Regions from separate parts of the Homo sapiens genome. Here region 2 is linked to region 1. A link is a loop called in an ENCODE intact Hi-C map of the cell type or tissue named here. Cell type or tissue: heart right ventricle. All regions are shown on one strand. Links, peaks and the distances in the headings refer to the core of each region. The heading gives the core; the rest is flanking DNA.

The links. Hi-C counts contacts between places; a loop is a spot of excess contacts. Peaks named below come from ENCODE experiments on the same cell type or tissue, not always from the same donor. Only the 100,000 strongest peaks of a DNase experiment are listed, where the experiment ranks them.
Region 2: it touches region 1 in a loop (4-fold over the local background); 20 of 110 quality-filtered maps call a loop at or near these places.

Annotation. Positions count from the first base shown.
Region 1 is chr17:40,300,048-40,305,422 of GRCh38, forward strand. It overlaps CDC6 (cell division cycle 6), which reads left to right. Exons shown (of 12, transcript NM_001254.4): 10 at 781-983; 11 at 1,421-1,561; 12 at 1,865-4,610. The coding sequence ends at 1,954. Among named protein-coding and RNA genes, the nearest start is that of RARA, 6.4 kb to the right of the region's middle. In heart right ventricle, for the core only: CTCF peaks have their summits at 1,446 (motif pointing right) and 3,139 (motif pointing right); a DNase peak (open chromatin) is centred at 3,136; H3K27ac peaks cover 2,719 bases.
Region 2 is chr17:40,551,827-40,557,201 of GRCh38, forward strand. CCR7 (C-C motif chemokine receptor 7) reads right to left here. Exons shown (of 3, transcript NM_001838.4): 3 at 1,943-3,992. The coding sequence ends at 2,916. Among named protein-coding and RNA genes, the nearest start is that of CCR7, 11 kb to the right of the region's middle. RefSeq lists enhancers at 1,778-1,837, 1,928-2,047. In heart right ventricle, for the core only: no CTCF peak of the experiment used is centred there; DNase peaks (open chromatin) are centred at 205, 525, 1,705, 2,215 and 1 weaker place; H3K4me3 peaks cover 1,013 bases; H3K27ac peaks cover 5,000 bases.

The DNA.
Region 1 (5,375 bases), core at 193-5,192:
TGCCTCCCGGGTTCAAGTGATTCTTCTGCCTCAACCTCCCAAGTAGCTGGGATTACAGGCGCCTGCCACCACATCCAGCTAATTTTTTGTATTTTTAGTAGAGATGGAGTTTCGCCGTGTTGGGCAGGCTGGTCTCCAACTCCTGACCTCAGGTGATCTGCCCGCCTTGATCTCCCAAAGTGCTGGGATTACAGGCGTGAGCCACTGCACCTGGCCTTTTTTTTCCTTTCTTAATTACCAAGCACAGTCACCATCTTTGCTTCAAGGTTCTGTTATTCTATACCTCTGAGATACTAGGAACTAGCCTGGCATGGTGGCACGTACCTGTAATCCTAGCTACACAGGAGGCTGAGGCAGGAGGATCACTTGAACCCAGGAAGCCAAGGCTGCAGTGAGCCATGATAGTGCCACTGTACTCCAGCCTGAGTGACAGAGATCCTGTCCCAAAAAAAAATACAGTAGTTCTCTGGTCCTTTCATGAGGTGGGTTTTGTTCCTCTGACATTAAATTACATTCCATAGGACAAAACAGCTCACTATTTGGCCCAGAGAAAGGGTAACCCTACTTTTCAAGTCATCCCACATTATTTTGACATCCTTAAGAGAATAGCATTATCTCTCATCCTTTGGCCTCTGGTTAGAGATTTAAAACCTCTGCTTTGCCACCATGTGACTATACTTGAATTTCCTTTAGCTCAAACTTAGTATCATCTGTCTCATCATACATACACACACACAGTATTTTAGAAATCGAATTAAGCTTGGCTTATTTACTTTATAGGTAAATCACCTTCTGAGCCTCTGATTCCCAAGAGGGTTGGTCTTATTCACATATCCCAAGTCATCTCAGAAGTTGATGGTAACAGGATGACCTTGAGCCAAGAAGGAGCACAAGATTCCTTCCCTCTTCAGCAGAAGATCTTGGTTTGCTCTTTGATGCTCTTGATCAGGCAGTTGAAAATCAAAGAGGTCACTCTGGGGAAGGTAAGTTGGGATGGAGCAGATGGAACGGAGGTAGAGATCAGAATCTGCTTTGCAGAGCAGGTATTTTCCAAAAGGCCTATGATACTTCAGCTGATAATAAATTTAAAATGGATTTTAACAGTAAGAATTAATACTGGTACTATATAAAAGGCACCTATTTCCCTTGGATTGTGGTTGAGAGTTTATCATTAATCCTTTCCCTATCCTCCCCTTCATTTCTGCATCTCTCTAGGAAATATATAAAGCCCCTTTCCTACATTACTGTATAGGTTTTCGGGAATATCTACAGAAGCCTGTTCAAAGATTTTATTGAAAAGAGGAAGAAATAGGGTATTCAGATAAGTTTTTGCAAACCCAGACTCAGGTTTCTTAAATGATTAAAGGCTATAAGCAATGTGACTTTTAAGCAGCGTTTGTTCTCCCTTGTTTCCTACCAGTTATATGAAGCCTACAGTAAAGTCTGTCGCAAACAGCAGGTGGCGGCTGTGGACCAGTCAGAGTGTTTGTCACTTTCAGGGCTCTTGGAAGCCAGGGGCATTTTAGGATTAAAGAGAAACAAGGAAACCCGTTTGACAAAGGTACAACTGCTTTTTTGTGACAGTGTTTTTAATTGTCCTATTTTGTAGAGTGATGCTAAAGTAAAGGTTTATTGTTAAACAAGATGACCACAGTTAGTTAAACAAGTCGTTTTTTGTTAGGTAAGGTTTAAGGTGTGTAAAGATGGGAGTGTGATATGAATATTTTTTCAAGCCATTGGAAAAAAAAGTGTTTAACTTGCTTGCCTTTTGTGAGAAAAAGTTTAATATGGTAGAAGTTTGTATACTGACAACTTTGCTTTTGTGAGTTCCCCAGTGTGAAAAATCCTTTTCTCTTCTTTCCAGGTGTTTTTCAAGATTGAAGAGAAAGAAATAGAACATGCTCTGAAAGATAAAGCTTTAATTGGAAATATCTTAGCTACTGGATTGCCTTAAATTCTTCTCTTACACCCCACCCGAAAGTATTCAGCTGGCATTTAGAGAGCTACAGTCTTCATTTTAGTGCTTTACACATTCGGGCCTGAAAACAAATATGACCTTTTTTACTTGAAGCCAATGAATTTTAATCTATAGATTCTTTAATATTAGCACAGAATAATATCTTTGGGTCTTACTATTTTTACCCATAAAAGTGACCAGGTAGACCCTTTTTAATTACATTCACTACTTCTACCACTTGTGTATCTCTAGCCAATGTGCTTGCAAGTGTACAGATCTGTGTAGAGGAATGTGTGTATATTTACCTCTTCGTTTGCTCAAACATGAGTGGGTATTTTTTTGTTTGTTTTTTTTGTTGTTGTTGTTTTTGAGGCGCGTCTCACCCTGTTGCCCAGGCTGGAGTGCAATGGCGCGTTCTCTGCTCACTACAGCACCCGCTTCCCAGGTTGAAGTGATTCTCTTGCCTCAGCCTCCCGAGTAGCTGGGATTACAGGTGCCCACCACCGCGCCCAGCTAATTTTTTAATTTTTAGTAGAGACAGGGTTTTACCATGTTGGCCAGGCTGGTCTTGAACTCCTGACCCTCAAGTGATCTGCCCACCTTGGCCTCCCTAAGTGCTGGGATTATAGGCGTGAGCCACCATGCTCAGCCATTAAGGTATTTTGTTAAGAACTTTAAGTTTAGGGTAAGAAGAATGAAAATGATCCAGAAAAATGCAAGCAAGTCCACATGGAGATTTGGAGGACACTGGTTAAAGAATTTATTTCTTTGTATAGTATACTATGTTCATGGTGCAGATACTACAACATTGTGGCATTTTAGACTCGTTGAGTTTCTTGGGCACTCCCAAGGGCGTTGGGGTCATAAGGAGACTATAACTCTACAGATTGTGAATATATTTATTTTCAAGTTGCATTCTTTGTCTTTTTAAGCAATCAGATTTCAAGAGAGCTCAAGCTTTCAGAAGTCAATGTGAAAATTCCTTCCTAGGCTGTCCCACAGTCTTTGCTGCCCTTAGATGAAGCCACTTGTTTCAAGATGACTACTTTGGGGTTGGGTTTTCATCTAAACACATTTTTCCAGTCTTATTAGATAAATTAGTCCATATGGTTGGTTAATCAAGAGCCTTCTGGGTTTGGTTTGGTGGCATTAAATGGCAATTTGTGACTGAGACACCAGAGGGCACCCTTATAACATTGACTACTTTGAAAGGGGATGCTTGAGGCTGAGGTAGTTTTGAGGGAAAGGGGGAAGTTCTAGTTTGATTTGTTTGGGAGATTGCTGTCCTTTCATAACTGAAGCAAATGCTTGAAATGTAAACCATGTGTGATACGAATGATCTGAGAGCCAGTGACCAAGTCTGCTTTTCCCTGAGCTCTCCTGCTGCCGCCTCTACCTTTCTGACATGGCCTTCCATTTGGAACTTGATATGTGTACAAGTGATCTGTTGGCCACTGTTTCATTCATCCTGACCACTGTATCCGTGTAATGTGATCTGAGCTACAACAGGTGGTATGGGATAGAGGCAAGGAAAGCAGAGAGAGCCCTCTGAAATGAACACTACCCACTGGTGTGTGTAGCACATGATAGTCTGTAGGCATGAGTCTGAATGTTGTTCTCACACTCCTTTACTAGAGTATTCGTTCCCTCTGAAGGTAGTTTGAACATGGAAACACAGTTCTATACCTAGAAGGTTGGAAAGTGTCTGGGACTATAAGGGTTAACATGCATAATTGCAAAGATTGTCCGAAGGCTGATGGAAAGCAGAGACTGAATGGGATTGAGAACAGATGCGAAGCTTGATTTAAATTACATTTTATTGGATGCTGCAGCCTTAAGAGACGTGACTGCTTTACAGTTTGTTTCCACACTGTGGGCAGCTGCTGTCTGTTCTGTGTCCACAGTAGGATCCTGCCCAATAAGGAGCAGCCTCCCCACCTCATTGTGTTTGAGGCTTGGCGCCTTCCTCTTAACTGTAGGGCTTGAGTCAGGAACATGGCTTGACTCGCAGTGGGGCTGCTATGTATCCTCCCTGGCTTCCAGCCAAAATCACATTGGTAGATTCAAAGGGGCCAAATTTCTTTCCCCTCTATCTTTCCCTTTCCCCTGGTTTTGGAAATAGAGTTTTCTGTCTACTGATTTGTTAGTTTCCTTTTCTTCTCCCCTCACTGTCAATTTCTAGGTCATTGCTGCTCTTAAGACTTTAGCAGTTGGAACAGGGTTGGTTCTGTCAATGATGCATGAAGCAGACTTAGTGTCCCTGCTTGGCTTCTGCTGCCCTTGTGGGAGCAAAAGCTGATATATGTTTGTCAGTAAAGTCTTAAGTGTAATTCAGACTGCTGAGGAAGAAAGCCCTTTCCTTGCTGGCTTTTCTCCCTGAAGCTGAGAGCTTCAGGAAGGTGGTAGGAGTTTTAGTGGGATGGGATGGGATGGGCTTGTGGTTAGCAGTTTTTGCCAGGATCATAGGCTGCTTCACTTAGAGTAGTGGCAAAGATGCTGACCTACATTCTTCCTTTTGAAGGTGATGGAGTGTGTGTCTATATCCTGGTTTATCTCTCTCCCCCACCCCAAGGAAGCTGATTAAGCTTCCATAGAGTGTTGGGTGTTGCCATGGAAAGAGCATAGACAAAATAAATTGTGTGTTTCAACCCCAGAGCTGCCACAGATGTTTCTGGCTCAATGGAGACTTGCCTGTGGCTAGCTAACTCTGCAAGAATGTGTGAGGTCCAGGCTGGGGGTGGTGGCTCACGCCTGTAATCCAGCACTTTGGGAGGCCGAGGCGGGCGGATCACCTGAGGTCAGGAGTTTGAGACCAGTCTGGCCAACATGGCGAAACCCTGTCTCTACTAAAATAAATTAGCCAGGCATTGTGGTGTGTTCCTGTAATTCCAGCTACTGGGAGGCTGAGGCAGGAGAATCGCTTCAACCTGGGAGGCAGAGGTTGCAGTGAGCCGAGATCGTGCCATTGCACTCCAGCTTGGGCAGCAGAATGAGACTGTCTCAAAAAGGAAAAAAAAAAATGCTGGGTGTGATGGCTCATGCCTGTAATCCCAGCACTTTGTGGGGCCAAGGCGGGCTGATCACTTAAGGGTCAGGAGTGCAAGACCAGTCTGGCCAACATGGCGAAACCCTGTCTCTACTAAAAGTACAAAAATTCACTGGGTGCCATGGTACACACCTATAATCACAGCTACTTGGGAGGCTGAGACAGGAGAATTGCTTGAGCCTGGGAGGTGGAGGTTGCAGTGAGATGAGATCATGCCACTGTACTCCAGCCTGGGTGACAGAGTGAGACTCTGTCTCAAAAAAAAAAAAAAAATGTGTGAGGTCTAAGCTACCCAGAGATCAAAAAGTTGGCAGAGCCTTATTCTCTCTGCGCCCCCTCTTTTGCATTGCTCCCTACCTTTACTAAGTGTCC
Region 2 (5,375 bases), core at 52-5,051, 250 kb after region 1:
GAAAAGAAGAGAGAAGCCCTGGGTGGGCCTCCCAGGGGGCCTTTTCCTTCTTCCCAGGGGTCACCCCAAGCTCAAGATGGGCACATGAGAGCCTCGGGCAAGGGAGCAGGGATCAGGCCAGCACTGAACCGAGGTCAGAACTTCTGAGACACAGCAGTTCGAGGGAATTGACATTGCTGGGGGTTTTGTTTTCTCTGTAAATATTTGGAGATGTCCAGTTATTCTAGAAAAATGTATCTGCAGCTGAGGGGGCGCATTTGTGCGGCTGGCCTGGCTGCCTTTTGCATGACTGCTCTGTTACATTCTTCCCCTTCAGGAACCGAGGGTTGTTTTCCCATCTGTAACCTCATTAGGATGTCCACACCAGCGGGCTCCACACGCACATGCGCTCCGGCAGGTTCCCCTCGGGGACACACACGCACACTGGCATTGCCCCCTGGCCACACGCTCACGCACACAGTCGCAGCTGTGCCTTTTAATATTTAATGCCATTGCTGCAAACGCCGCTCCACGCTGACTGCATCCGTGCCAGGCTCATTCCTCTCAGGGCGCCAATTCCCGGCTTGGAGACCAGCTGACAAATCTTGTTAAAAACCTTCCAGCCCAGTGCATCTCTCGGAGGAGGGTAATGTCACGTGCTTGCGAGATGAGCGAATGGGTGTCATTACCAGGCAGCTCCATTTTCAACGAGGCTCTTTCCACTTGGGGAAATGGATGGAATCACCTATTGCGTGAGTGCCTCAGCCCTCCCTCTAGCTCCCCACGGCCCAGAGCTATTGCAGCTCTGGGTCCTTCAGACCCCTCTTGACGCATTGTAGGTTGGACTGACCTGCTCTCTGGCTTGCAGAAGTCACGGCTCTGGGTGGCACCAAGGCACGAAATGACACGGACACCTGGCCTGTGTGGGGGCCTTTGTCTGTCCCTCTCTCCCTGCTCCTCCACAGTCAGTATCCACACTATGGTTTGAATGTATGTATCTTTCCGACATTCATATGGTTGGAACATAAACCCCAAGGCAATGGTATGAGAAGTTGGGGGGGGCCTTTGGGAGTTGATTAGGTCATGAAGGCTCCACCCTTGTGAACGGGATTAATGCCCTTATAGCAATAAAAGAGCAGGAGGGAACTAGTTAGGCTCATTGTGATCTTCCACTCTTCTACCACATGAGGACACAGTGTTTGTCCCCTCCAGAGGGCATGGCAAGGCCCCATCTCGGAAGCAGAGAGAGTCCACACCAGACACTGAATCTGTTGGCGTCTTGATCTTGGACTTCCAATCCTCTAAAACTGTGAGAAATACATTTCTATGGTTTGTAAATTACTCCATCGGTGGCATTTTGTTGTACCAGCAGGAAGGGACTATGACATACACCACGGAGGCCACTGCTGCTACAGTGGCTAGCAGAGAGGATCATGGGTGGTTCCAGCTCTCATGCCAGCAAAGGGTCTCATCCCTGACCCCTAGTCCAGTATGCTGTGGTCTCCAAGCCCACAGAAAGGCCCTCCCTCCAAACCCCAGCTTTCAGAGTCTAAGGGGCTGACAAAAGGTTAAGGGCTCTAGTTCTGGTCTGAGCTGGGACAGGTGAGCAGGCTACTGTGCAAGAGCTGCTAAATGCAGAGTCCCCAGGTATCGAGGTTACCCGGAAAAGTTGGCCTTCCCAAAGCTGCAGTAGGATCAGCATGTCCGGTTCAGTGCTGACTGTGCAGGCTTGGGGCCTATCCCTTGAACTCTGGAAGGGTATTTGCAAGATGGACCTCCTGTCCTCATCTTCCTTCTACCTTTCAGCCTCTTGGTCCTGTGTCACCAGACGGGCTCAGAGCATTCCTGAGCAACTTTGTGGTTCTGAGCGTCTCTAAGAAACGAGGCCTGGGAGAGGGCAGGGAGGAGGGGAGAGGGGACGGTCAGGTGGGGTGTGGGGGATTGCAAAACAAAGACACGCTCATTTGCCATTTACCAAAGACTTTTTTTTTCTTTTTCTTTTAAAGCTGTTGTTTCCTCAAGGGAAAACTTTATCTGTGTGTGGGTAAAATGTTGCTCTCTTAACGAATCGAAAGCAGAACATGAGGAGAGGTTTTCAGTCCCTGTGACAAAGAACAAAGAACAAGCTCGTGGGCCTTGGGCGGCCACTGTCACCCTCCCCGCCCCTGACATTTCCCTTGTCCTCTCCTCCCATCCCAGTGGAGCCAAGAGCTGAGTGCATGTCATCCCCACTCTGGAGCCCAGAGTGTGGCTTTGATCACGCGGAGGCAGCTGGCCTGGCCTGCAGGAAACACCACACTCTCCCCTGTTGAGAGCCTGGGAGGGCGACGCGGCAAGTGAGGGGATGAGTGTGCTTTTAGGGCGGCGTGGCAGCTGCCATTCCCGCTGGCTTGGAGGACAGTGAAGAAAACGATGGAGGGAGGGGTTCAGAGAGTTTGTTTGACCAGCTGATGTCCGCTTTTCCTCACCAAGCCAAGAAGTCTCCCCACTATCTCTGGTCTTGGAGATAAGGCCTGGTTTTCGGAAGAGCTGGTCTGAGCATTTGAGTCTGTGGGAGGCCAGAAGGTTCATTCAGAGGACTCTTCAGGCCACTCCCACGCCCCTTGCACTCACCCTCCTTGGCCCCTTCACTCCAGCAGGTGGGAACAGTTTCTGGACTTTCACTTTCAGTTTTTGGTTTAGGGGACAATAGCCTCTGTTTCCCAGTGTTGTCTGTCTGGTGTTAGCTTATCAGCCCTGTCTTTTTTTGGCATTGGTTGAGGTAGCTGGGATTGGGGTGAAGCTATCTTCTGGAGCAGGGGCTTGCACTCTGAGGGGAGAGCTGCTTTTCCCTGAGCAGCTTTTGGCGGGGGGATGTCCTGAGTCATTGCATCTGCTCCCTATCCCCACCCCAGGGACCCTGGGAGAGGTCCCTCTAGTCCAGGCAGAAGAGTCGCCTATGGGGAGAAGGTGGTGGTGGTCTCGGCCTCCACACTCATGGAGGAGCGCCGGATGTGCCGACAGGAAGACCACTGCCGGAGCTGCTCCTGGCTGAGGCAGCCCAGGTCCTTGAAGAGCTTGAAGAGATCGTTGCGGAACTTGACGCCGATGAAGGCGTACAAGAAAGGGTTGACGCAGCAGCGGACGCAGGCCAGGCTGTAGGTGACGTCGTAGGCGATGTTGAGTTGCTTACTGAGCTCACAGGTGCTACTGGTGATGTTGAAGTTGGCCACCGTCTGGGCCAGGACCACCCCATTGTAGGGCAGCTGGAAGACTATGAAGACCACGACCACAGCGATGATCACCTTGATGGCCTTGTTGCGCTCAAAGTTGCGTGCCTGGAGCAGGGTGCGGATGATGACAAGGTAACAGAAGCTCATGGCCAGCAGGGGGACCAGAAAGCCGATCACCATCTGGGCCACCTGGATGGTGATAAAGGCCTCCACATGCTCTGTGATGAGAGAGCATCGCATCGCTTGCTCACTGCTGCTCCTCTGGAGGTCACTGTACAGGAGCTCTGGGATGGAGAGCACTGTGGCTAGTATCCAGATGCCCACACAGGACAGCTTGCTGATGAGAAGGACGCGGGCACGGTGGCGGTGAGCTGAGACAGCCTGGACGATGGCCACGTAGCGGTCAATGCTGATGCAAAGAAGTAGGAGCATGCCACTGAAGAAGCTCATCTTGTAGATGGCAAAGATGAGCTTGCAAAAGTGGACACCGAAGACCCAGGACTTGGCCGCGCTGTAGGCCCAGAAGGGAAGGGTCAGGAGGAAGAGGATGTCTGCCACCGCCAGGTTGAGCAGGTAGGTATCGGTCATGGTCTTGAGCCTCTTGAAATAGATATAGGTCAACACGACCAGCCCATTGCCCAGTAGGCCCACGAAACAAATGATGGAGTACATGATAGGGAGGAACCAGGCTTTAAAGTTCCGCACGTCCTTCTTGGAGCACAAAGACTCGAACAAAGTGTAGTCCACTGTGGTGTTGTCTCCGATGTAATCGTCCGTGACCTCATCTTGACACAGGCATACCTTCGGGGAAGGAAATGAGGGAAAACAGGCCAGTTTAGCTGGGTGGCTCCAACTCTGGCTGGGATTTAGCCTAGAGCAGTGGTTTCTTTCTTTTTTTTTTTTCTTGAGACATGGTCTCACTCTGTTGCCCAGGCTGGAGTGCAGTGGTGCAATCATGGCTCCCTGCAGCCTCGGCCTCTCCAGGCTCAGGTGATCCTTCCACTTCAGCCTCCTGAGTAGCTGGGACCACAGCCTTATGCCACCACACCCAGCGAATTTTTGTATTTTTAGTAGAGATGGGATTCTGCCATGTTGCCCAGGCGGGAGGAATAGTGGTTTCATCGTGAGGTCCGCATCATCAGTATCATAGCATCACCTGGGAACTTGTTAGGAATGCAAATTCTCAGGCCCCACCTGAGAATTCTGAACCAGAATCTCAAGTGATGGGTCTAGGAATCTGTGTTTTCCTAAAGTCTCCAGGTGATTCTTTGGTTTTAAATCAGTGCTTCTCAAATTTTAACTCCAATACGCATCACCTGATTAATCCTGTGAACATGTCTATCCTGAATCAGTAGGCTAAGGTGGGGCCTGAGATTCTACAGTTCTGCTAGTAAGTAGCAAGTGGCTGATTTTGCCAAGTCTGAGAGACTCTACATGTGCTGACAGGGGACTGGAAATCAGCTGGGCTCTGGGGCCAGATGAGCCTTGAGCTGGTTAAACTCTTTCTGTCTCTCTCTCTCTCTCTCAGAGCCTCAGTTTTCTCTTCTGTGAAATGGAGATGAATCCTATTTGCTTCCCATGGTTGCTGTGAGGTACCTAGCCCAGGCTCCAGCACCATTTCCTCTCCATGGAGCTTTAATTTTGCCCCCTGGAAGCTCCGTGAGAGAGGGAACATGTGTCTTTCTTCTTGACCCTCCTTTAGAACTTGGTGGAGTTTTCCAGGGGGCTTACAAAAGACCTCAGCTTTAGGGGGAAAATCCACCTGGGGGTCAAGGTTGAGGAGGGCCTGGAGTAAGAAGAGAGGAAGGCAAATGCTCCCATTTTGAGGCCATGAAGCCTTGGGTTTGGGGCAAACTGCTGTGATCATGGGTGGTGGGTGACCTGGAGAGACTCTAGATCCTGGGTCCCCTCTTAGCACCCAGCAGGAGCTCAGGCAACGTGAGCCCAAGTGCCATAAACTCCGTGAATGGATGATGGGCCATGGGGGTGGGGGCGAGGACTCCTCAGCAGCTGTGTCCCTGGAAGGAAGCGCAGCTCTCATCTCCCACTCTCCCTCTGTGCTCCCGCCCTCTCCCCCCACCTCTCTGCCTCTCTCTTCCTCGCATCTCTTCCGGCAGATCCCAATCAGCAGGACTCAGCTGCTGGAGCTTTTTTTAGCCGTCTGCAGGGTCGGGTGAAGGTTCA